Linked DNA regions of Homo sapiens: region 2 is linked to region 1. A link is an interaction called in ENCODE POLR2A ChIA-PET data of the cell type or tissue named here. Cell type or tissue: PC-9. All regions are shown on one strand. Links, peaks and the distances in the headings refer to the core of each region. The heading gives the core; the rest is flanking DNA.

The links. Peaks named below come from ENCODE experiments on the same cell type or tissue, not always from the same donor. Only the 100,000 strongest peaks of a DNase experiment are listed, where the experiment ranks them.
Region 2: POLR2A ChIA-PET joins it to region 1 with 14 read pairs; 7 of 35 experiments call an interaction of 5 or more read pairs at or near these places.

What each region holds. Positions count from the first base shown.
Region 1 is chr1:168,300,767-168,304,587 of GRCh38, reverse strand. All of the region lies in intron 5 of TBX19 (T-box transcription factor 19), which reads right to left. Among named protein-coding and RNA genes, the nearest start is that of TBX19, 22 kb to the right of the region's middle. In PC-9, for the core only: no CTCF peak of the experiment used is centred there; a DNase peak (open chromatin) is centred at 2,707; H3K27ac peaks cover 1,801 bases.
Region 2 is chr1:168,211,785-168,218,712 of GRCh38, reverse strand. It overlaps the pseudogene LOC107985453. Among named protein-coding and RNA genes, the nearest start is that of SFT2D2, 11 kb to the left of the region's middle. In PC-9, for the core only: no CTCF peak of the experiment used is centred there; no DNase peak of the experiment used is centred there.

The DNA.
Region 1 (3,821 bases), core at 1,200-3,699:
GCATAGAGGAGCCTGAATTCTGCTAAGATGTAGACACAAATGATTGCCAGCCATTATTCCAGACTTTACAATATACGCAACTTTCCCAATTACTCCTGCAGATAACATCACTATTGTAGAACCTAAGATAGGCCTTTAGAGATATCTTTTCAGGTTTTTGGCATATCTGACACCAGTGGCTCCACCTGGACCCACCAACCCCACCTGTGGCCCCACCCAGAAGTGACTCAGCACCAGAGGACAGCTTCAATTCCCTGTGATTTCATCTCTGATCCAACCAATCAGCAGCAAGCACCTATTGTCTAGCTACCCCCACTTCTTCCCTGAAATTGCCTCTGAAAAAGGTAACCTAACCTACAAGTTTTTGAAGAGATTGATTTGAGTAAGAGCTCTGTCCCCAAAATGGCATGGCCAGATTCATGTCTATTAAACTCTTTCTTTATTGCAACGCTGTGGTCTTTGTGTCAGAGGTGTTTGAACCAGAGTGACTCCATCTTGAATAGGGGCCGGGTAAAGTGAGGCTGAGACCTACTGGGCTGCATTCCCAGGTGGTTAGGAATTCTTAGTCACAGGATAAGATAGGAGGTGAGCACAACATACAACAAAGGCCTTGCTGATAAAACAGGATGCAGTAAATAAGCCGGCCAAAACCCACCAAAACCAAGATGGCAATGAAAATGACCTCTGGTTATCCTCACTGCTAGTTATATGCGAATCATAATGCATTAGAATGCTAAAAGACACTTCAACAAGCACCATGATAGTTTACAAATGCCATGGCAATGTCAGGAAGTTACCCTATGCGGTCTAAAAAGGGGAGAAATCAACCCTCAGCTGTGGGAATTGCCCGCCCCTTTCCTGAAAAACTTATGAATAATCCACCCCCTGTATAGCATATAATCAAGAAATAACTATAAGTATACTCAGTTGAGCAGCCCATGCCTCTGTTCTGCCTATGAAGTAGCCATTCTTTTATTCCTTTACTTTCTAAATAAACTTGCTTTCACTTTACTCTGTGGACTTGCCCTGAATTCTTTCTTGCATGAGGTCCAAGAACCCTTTGTTGGGGTCTGGATCAGGACCCCTTCTCAGTAACATCTTTTTGTGCAACCAGCAGGAAGAACCTATCAGGTGGTTACAGTCCTATCAAAGGACTCTATCAAAGGGTGGAAAACCTCTAAAGCAACACTGGAATATAGCAATATGAAATACGATGAGTTCATGTCCTTTGTAGGGACATGGATGAAGGTGGAAACCATCATTCTCAGCAAACTATCGCAAGGACAAAAAACCAAACACCGCATGTTCTCACTCATAGGTGGGAATTGAACAATGAGAGCACATGGACACAGGAAGGGGAACATCACACACCAGGACCTGTCGTGGGGTAGTGGGAGTGGGGAGGGATAGCATTAGGAGATATATCTAATGTAAATGACGAGTTAATGGGTACAGCACACCAACATGGCACATGTATACATATGTAACAAACCTGCACGTTGTGAACATGTACCCTAGAACTTAAAGTATAACAAAAATAAATAAATAAATAAATAAAAAGAAATACTATCTGAATGCAGAAGTTAATAGAAATGCAAAGTTAAGGTGCTTCAGGCTTAATTAAAATAAAAGGCAGTCTAGGAGGCATTACACGTATATGTAACTCATGGACCTTCAGCTACCAGGGAAGGTAGGGAATGATTAATGTGGTTACGCAGGAAGAGTGAAAGCCTCTCTATTTCTGCCGAGTGTGAAGGTGCCTTCAGTTCTCACTCTAAGCAAGAGATATCATGATGCCTTCCAACCCCACCCCACAAAGAGAATTCTGACAGCACAGAAAGGGAGAGCTGGCCTAGCACAACTTGACAGCAAGCATTTTGGGGTTTTTTTTTGGTTTTGGGGTTTTTTTCCTTTTTTCTTCTTTTTCATTCCACTTATTTACTGGCAGGCAGCAAGCATTTTGCAGAATATTTTGGACGACTGCAAAATGTTTTGTAGAAAGATTCTGAACAGAAGACTATTTCGAGTGAGTTTATGGGCAAAGACTGAGACTTAGTACTGCAGGCCCCAAAACAAGAAGCTTGTTCTCCCGCTGACCATGCCTCAGCTAAGGGATCAGTGGATGGGGATTCAGATAGAAACAGAGCTGTTCCTTAAGAACATTGGCTAAGGATTGTCACCTGGGCTTCGGCAATGAGGAAATGGAGCTTGATATTAGAACCCACCGCCTTCGCTTAATACTTTTTAAGTACAAGTAAGCAAATTGTACAAAGTTCATATTACAATCATTCCCAACAAATCCTTTTGTCATCTTCATTTTCCCAGAGTTGCACAAACTTATGGCCCAAGGGGTCCCCATCTGACTAACAGAATCAAGATTCATGCACCCAGCGGGCAAAACCAGGCAAGTGGCCCCTCAGAACCAGACTTTGCCACATATAATGTACACACCTCAAGAAGTTTGCTGAGAAGATTGCAACACATGAACTTTGAACTCCTATGGTTCTGCACATGGCCCTAACCTAGAAAACGAGGTTTTTATTCCAGTTCATTCCACCTAAAGGAAAAAACTGAGGGGGAAGTGATAAAAGAAAAACAGCTCAGAACAGTCTGAGTTATGTGAGGCATGCAAAATTTATCAGACCCAGAGGGATGTGAGTGTGAGGAGCAGCTTCAGTCAAGGGCACCCCCTGCACCCATGCCTGGGGGCAATTCTTTAAAGGCATTTTTGTTCCTGACTAGCTGCCTCACCCATTATCTTCACGTTCCTGGAATGTGTGATACAAAGAACAATATATAACCAATCAGCAGCTCATGTTACAGTAGACAGTTTATGAATCACCTCTTATTTTTCCCTTTAAAAATCCACTTGTAACTGCTGCTAACCCAAGTATATATTCAGGGGAACTTGAATCTGTGCTCCCAAGCTGTAGTCCTCAAACTTGACCCAAATAAACTTTTTACTTATATTAATGTTGCCTCAGTTTTTTCATTTAGGTTGACAGTCATTTTTAAAGAGTGCTTTTCGGCCGGGGGCAATGGCTCATGCCTGTAATCCCGGCACTTTGGGAGGTCGAGGCAGGCGGATCACAAGGTCAGGAGTTCAAGACCAGCCTGGCCTATATGGTGAAACCCCATCTCTACCAAAAATACAAAAATTAGCCGGGCATGGTGGCACATGCCTGTGGGCCCAGCTGCTCGAGAGGCTGAGGGAGAGGAGTCACTTGAACCCGGGAGGCGGAGGTTGCAGTGAGCCAAGACTGGGCCATTGCACTCCAGCCTGGGCAACAGAGCGAGACTCCATCTCAAAAAAAAAAGAGTGCTTTTCTGAGAGCTGCTTCTCTTTATGCGGCTATACTCCCAGGTCTGTTATGGAAGGTGCAGTAAGATTGAAGGGAAGGAAGAAGTAAAGAACTCTGCAGCTGGCAAACTGCATAAGGGATCTTTGCAAGCCAATATAATCCAAATTAAAGAGGGTTTCAGACATCAGGGTTAACTTTCCTACTCTGATGTCACTGATCGTGGGTTGCATTGCAGCTGCAGAGGATTCCCTCCACCATCCTGGGACATGGACAAGGTAACACCCTGATGGGAACATCCAACACTACCTTCAGAATCCCAGCTATATTACTCCACCTCTTCCTACAGCCTTCCAGCCCACAAATAAAGACTCTTCCCCATGGAGGCTACAGCCTGCATGACACATTGCTATGGGAACCAACTCCAAAATTAGCAAACACTAAGAACAGGAGAACTCCAAAACAGAGAGACCAGAGTGGCAAGCATAACGTTAGGAGGCAAGCCGAGAACACACTGTTGAG
Region 2 (6,928 bases), core at 2,541-5,040, 87 kb after region 1:
ATAAATACAACATACGTAGGAAAACACACATATCTAAAGATTTTATTATTATTATTATTATTTAGAGACAGGGTCTTGCTATGTTGCTCAGCCAAGTCTCAAACTCCTGGCCTCAAGCAACCCTTTCACCTCAACTTCCCAAGTGGTGGGGATTACAGGTATAAGCCACTGTACCTAGCTCTATCTAAAGATTTTTTACTGAAGAGTATCAATCTGAAATAATCAAAAGGATCAGGATCCAGTTTTAAAGAGCTTATTCAAGAGAAGCTGAAAGCCATTCCTGGATGCGCCCCTTCAGAGAAATGAGTTTAGTGCTTTGAAGTCAAAAGCTAAATTTTTTCTTATATAGGAAAAAGACAAATTTAACAAGATTACAACATTTTCTATACAAAACTGATTTATGAGTTATAACAAATTAATTAGTTACAGTTTGTTTCCATGTAGCTTGTTTTCTTTTCCTTATAACTGGTTTTTCATTTCCTTTCCAATTTTAAAGAGTGTATTTAACATTCCATCTTAAGCCATATGATAGCCTAGAAATCTTTGTGTCAGAAAGGTAAGAGGGGGGTCAATGTATAATGAAAGTCTACAGTTAGAGGGAAGGGGGTCCTCCCTGGCACCCTTCAACCATTTACATTTTATGAAACAATGCATGTAAGGGAAAAGGCTTAATTTGTTATTAAACAAAAGCTTATAGCTTATAGCTGCCTAGTCTACAGCCTGTCAATGACTCAGGCCCTGAAATTCTCATTCCTTTAAGGCTCAGAATAATTTAGCATTCCAATAGCTTAGACTTTGAATTACTTATTTCCACAAGAGGACACCTGTAGGCAGGATTTCCACAAGCACTACCTGACCCTTTATTTATAACGCAACTCAAGAAGGCCCTGGCCTGGCACAGTGGCTCGTGCCTGTAATCCCAGCACTTTAGGAGGCTGGGGCGGGCAGATTGCTTGAGCCCAGGTGTTCCAGACCAGCCTGGGAAATACAGGGAGACACTGTCTCTACAAAAATAAAAATAGAAATAAGCCAGGCATGGTGGCACGGGCCTGCAATCTCAGCTACGTGGGAGGCTGAGGCAGGAGGATCACTTGAACCCAGGAGGTAGGGGTTGCAGTGAGCTGAGATCATGCCACTGCACTACAGTCTGGGCAACAGAGTGAGACCTTGTCTCCAAAAAAAAAAAAAAAAGGCTGGGCATGGCAGCTCACGCCTATAATTCCAGCACTTTAGGAGGCTGAGGTGGGCAAACTGCCTAAGGTCAAGAGTCTGAGACCAGCCTGGCCAACATAGTGAAACCCTGTCTCTACCAAAAATACAAAAATTAGCCAGGCATGGTGGCGCATGCCTGTAATCCCAGCTACTCAGGAGGCTGAGGCAGGAGAATCTCTTGAACCCAGGAGATGGAGGTTGCATTGAGCCGAGATCACACTAATGCACTCCAGCCTGAGACTCCATCTCAAAAAAAAAAAAAAAAAAAGGAAGGCCCTAAGACAACAGGCTTCATGCCTCACATTTATAAAGAATATCAAGTCCTCCAGACAGCTAAGTTTGCTAAGTTTGTGATGATACGAAAAATTAGGGAAAGATTTTCCTATTTTGTGAATCACTGAGGGAAGCTATGTGGTTAAGTACATAAGGAAAAAAACTAGACTATTTCTAGTTTCTGGAAGCGGCATTATCTGTAACCTTGTTTTGATCGTCTTAATAACAATCCTTTAAATGTTAATGTGAGAAATGACTAATAAACAATTATTAAAAATGAGGCTTTAATTTGCCTTATTTGCATAACACTGATTGCTCCATTGGTTATCCCCTCTCCTGAATCACCAATCTGATTATTAGGCTATTCCCATAGACATGACTGTCCCCACAAATCCCTAGCTACCAGCCTGTTTCTTTTAAAGCAATTTTGTTGAGAGATCTATCTTCATATTTCATTTTCAAAGTCCAGTCTGGCTTCTGCTGTCATCACTCCCCCAAAACTGTATAAAATTAGCAATATCAGGCTAGGAGTGGTGGCTCACGCCTGTAATCCCAGCACTTTGGGAAGCTGAGGCGGACAGATCATTTAAGCCCAGGAGTTCAAAACCAGCCTAGACAACATGGCGAAAACCCGTTGCTGCAAAAAATACAAAAAAATTAACTGGACATGGGGGTGTGCGCCTGTAGTCCCAGCTACCAAGGAGGCTGAGGTGGGAGGATCACTTGAGCCCGGGGAGGTTGAGGCTGCAGTGAGCTGTGATCATGCCACTACACTCCAGCCTGGGCAATAGAGCAAGGCCACGCCTTAACAAAAAGAAAAAAAAATCAGCAATATCTCTGTGCTGCCAATAAAAACTCCTGTCATCTTACTATTAATAGTTCCCTTAACAGCATTCAATTCAGATGCCAACTCCTTCCTAGAAACATTCTTCTCTTCCCTTGGCTTCTATGTTACTGTACTCTCCTGGTTTCTACATTGGCTATTCCTTCTTGTCTCTTGATCTCCAAGTGTTGTTCAGGGATCAGGAATCCCTCCAAGGCCTTCGTTATTTCTTTTTCTTTTTTTTTTTTTTTATTTTTTATTTTTATTTTATTTTATTTTATTTTTTTTGAGACGGAGTCTCGCTCTGTCACCCACGCCTGGAGTGCAGTGGCGCGATCTCGGCTCACTGCAAGCTCCACCTCCCGGGTTCACGCCATTCTCTTGCCTCAGCCTCATGAGTTGCTGGGACTACAGGCGCCCACCACCACAGCGGGCTAATTTTTTGTATTTTTTAGTAGAGACAGGGTTTCACCGTGTTAGCCAGGATGGTTTCAATCTCCTGACCTCGAGATCCGCCCGCCTCGGCCTCCCAAAGTGCTGGGATTACAGGCATGAGCCACTGTGCCCAGCCTGCTTCTTTTTCTTTTTAGTTTTTTTCAAGTTTCAGATACTAATTAATCAATATAATCTCCAATCCAATATATCAACATGATTTCATGCATTTAGAGGAGAAATATTTCCTGATTAAGTGGAAAATTGTGCAGATGGCTTCTGGAAGACCTTCATTCTAAAGCAGCTTTATAGGGAAACATTTAGAAATCTGGACCTTCTTTCCTCAGTATGCTGTAATCCACATTCACTGGGTAGAACTCGTATGGATCATTGGGACCCAGTTTGTTTCAGGGTTCTGGGTTATGCTTTCCGTCTCAACTAACATCTGGATTGAACAATGCCAGACACAAGACACACAGTGCTGCTCCAGTACCTTCAGCTCCAATAAACACAAAGAGGGGATCAAGCTCAGATGCTTCTTAGTCTGACCGAGGATCTGGTGGAGCATGTTTGTAGCATTTGAAAGGAAAGAAACTCTTCATTTCTTTGTCAACATTCTTTAAGTGATTTCATTCATTTATATGACTTTAAAAGTTACCTATATTGGTGATAATCCTCAATTTCTTTCTTTAGTTCAGGTATCTCTTGAGCTACAGATTCAGTTACCCATCGAACTACACATTAGGCCGGGTGTGGTGGCTCACGCCTGTAATCTCTGCACTTGGGAGGCCAAGGCGGGCAGATCATGTGAAGCCAGAAGTTGAAGACCAGCCTGGCCAACATGGTGAAACCCTGCCTCTACTGAAAATACAAAAATTAGCTGGGCATGATGGTGTGTACCTGTAGTCCCAGCTACTCAGGAGGCTGAGGCAGGAGAATGGCTTGAACCCAGGAGGCAGAGGTTGCAGTGAGCCAAGATTGTGCCACTTCACTCCAGCCTGGGCAACAGAGTGAGACTCTGTCTCAAAAAAAAAAAAAAAAGAAAAAGAAAAAAAGAAAAAAAAAAGAAACTACACATTAAACATTTTCATTTGGATGTCTCAGGCATTCCAAACTTAACATGGTCAAGAGGAGTTTTAATTCCTCCAAACTTGTCCCTCCTTTCTGTCTTCAACACATTACGTAGCACCAATAGCCTCCTAATTGGTCAAGACCAAAACTTAAACATCCTCCTTCATTCTTCCATTTCCTTCACTCCTAATGTTGAATTCATAAGGAAATCCAATAAATTCAATCTTCAAAATATTCTTTGAGTCACTCTTCCTCATATCCACTACCACAGCTCTAGATCACACAGCATCATCACTCCCATTGCCTACTGAAACAGCCTCCTAAGTTGACTGCTACTCCTCTAAATACCTTCAATCCATTCCCCATCTAGCGGCTAACATGAATTGAAAATGTCAGATCTCTTGCCCCCTATGCTTAACTTTTCATTATTTCTTATTGCATCAAAATAAAATCTATCCTTCTTAAATGTGGACTACAAAATGCTGCATAATCTAACCCTAGCCAGTCTCTTCAGTCTCATCTTGTGCTCAAGCAATACACCTCTCTCCGCTTCCATAAATATGCCAATCTTTTCATTGACTGTTCTCCATTGTTTCCTCTCTTACAAACTCTTCCCACCCCAAATATATCCCATGACTAAGTTATTTTTATGTTCAGGATTCAGCTTAAATAGCATGCCCTCAGTATAGTGCCCAGACTACCTCTTATTATTTATTATTATTATTATTTCAGGATGGGAACTCACTCTGTTGCCCAGGCTCGAGTGCAGTGGCATGATCACTGCTCACTGAAGCCTCAACCTCTAGGACTCAAACAATCTCCCACCTCAGCCTCCCAAGTATCTGGGACAACAGACATGTGCCACCATTCCTGGCTACTGTTTTTTATCTTTTGTAGAGATGAGGTCTCCCTATGTTTCCTAGGCTGGTCTCAAACTCCTGGGCTCAAGCGATCCTCCCACCTCAGCCTCCCAAAGTGCTGGGATTATGGGCATGAGGCATGGTGCCCAGCCTTCTTCTTCTTCTTTCAATTGTTCTTCAAATTCTTTTTTGTTCTTAAATTCATGTTTATTAAAGTATAGTTACATATAAAGAAATTTGCCTTTTTTAGGTATACAATTCAATGAGTTCTGACAAACCTATATGGTCAAGTAAGTACCACCACAATAAAAATTTAGCATAGTCCATCACACCTAAAATTTCCCTCAGGTCCTTTCATATTCAATACTTCCCCCCTCTTGAAACAATTGATCTGATTTCTGCCAATGATTTTGCCTTTCCAGAATGTCATTGCGATGATGAATTTTATGTGTGAACTTGACTAGGCCACAGGGTGCCCAGATATTTGGTCAAACACTATTCTGGGTATATCTGTGAGGGGGTTTCTGAATGAGATTAACATTTGCATTGGTAAACTGAGTAAAGACTACAAATTAGACTACCCTCCCTGATGTGGGTGGGTCTTGTCCAATCCACTGAATGCCTGAATAGATCAGAAAGGCCAAGTAAAGGGAACATCTCCCGCCTGACTGCCTTGAGCAAGGACATCAATCTTTTGCTTCCTTTGAACTTGAACTGAAACAATGGCTCTTCTTGGGTCTCAAGCCTGCTAGCTTTTGAACTGGAACTGACACCATTGGCTCTCCTGATTCTCAGGCCTTCAGACTTGCACTGGAACTGTACCACAGGTTCTCCCAGATCTCCACTTTGCCGACTGCATGTCTGGGAACTTCTCAGCATCCATAATCACATGATCTAACTCTTTACAATAAATCTATTTAGATAGATGGATGGGTGACTGGATAGATAGGTAGAAAGGTAGGTAAGTAGTTATATAGGCAGGCAGGCAGACAGAGACAGAGATTAGATAGATAGATAGATAGATAGATAGATAGATAGATAGATAGAATAGATTGGATAGATTGGATAGAATAGATGATAGAATAGATTATAGATTAGATAAATAGAATAGATTATAGAATAGATAGAATAGATGGTAGATAGATAGATAGATAGATTGCTCTTTCTTTCTTTACGTAGCTCCAAGTTTCTGACCTATATCATTTTTCTTTTCTCTGAGAAACTTTTAACATTTATTGTAAGGCAGATCTACTGGCAACAAACTTCTTCAGTTTTTGTTTGTCTGAGAAAGTCTGTACTTCTCCTTCACCTCTGAAGAATCATTTCACAGGACACAGAATTCTAGGTTGGTAATCTTTTTCTCTCAACACTAAATTTCACTGACCTCCTTGCTTGCATGTTACTGAGGAGAAGTTGGGTATAATTTTTATCTTTTTTCCCCTGTAGGTAAGGTGTCTTTTTCCTCTGACTTTTTAAAGACTTTTAAAATATAGGACTTTTAAAATATGGTATTCCTAGGTGTCATGTTTTTTTGTGGTGATGATTGTGGTTATTGTTGTCTTGACATTTATCCTGTGTGGTGTTCTCTGAGCTTCCTGAATCTGTGATTTGATATCTGACATTAATTTGCAAAAATTCTCAGTCATTATTGCTTCAAGTATTTCTTCTGTTGTTTTATTTATTTCTTCTCCTTCTGGTATTTTCTTTTTTACTTTTCTTTTTTGAGATGAAATCTCGCTCTGTCGCCCAGACTGGAGTGCAGTGGCATAATCTCGGCTCACTGCAACCTCTGCCTACAGATGTGAGCCACCGCGCCTGGCCTCCTTCTGGTATTTTCTTTTCTATTTTTATTTTTATTATGATATGGAGTCTCACTGTGTTGCCCAGGCTGGAGTGCAGTGGCACGGTCTTGGCTCACTGCAACCTCCGCCTCCCAGGCTCAAGCGATTCTCCTGCCTCAGCCTCCCGAGTAGCTGAGATTACAGGCACCCGCCACCACACCTGGCTAATTTTTGTATTTTTATTAAAGACAGGGTTTCACCATGTTGGCCAGGCTGGTCTCGAACTCCTGACATCAGGTGATCCACCCACCTCAGCCTCCCAAAGTGCTGGGATTACAGGTGTGAGCCACTGTGCCTAGCCCTTGTGATATTTTCATTCCACTTATGTAATACTTATTCTAGTTGTCCCATCATTCTTGGATTTTCTGTTGGGATTTTTTTTTTTCAATCTTTTTTTTCTTTTTGCTCTTCCATTT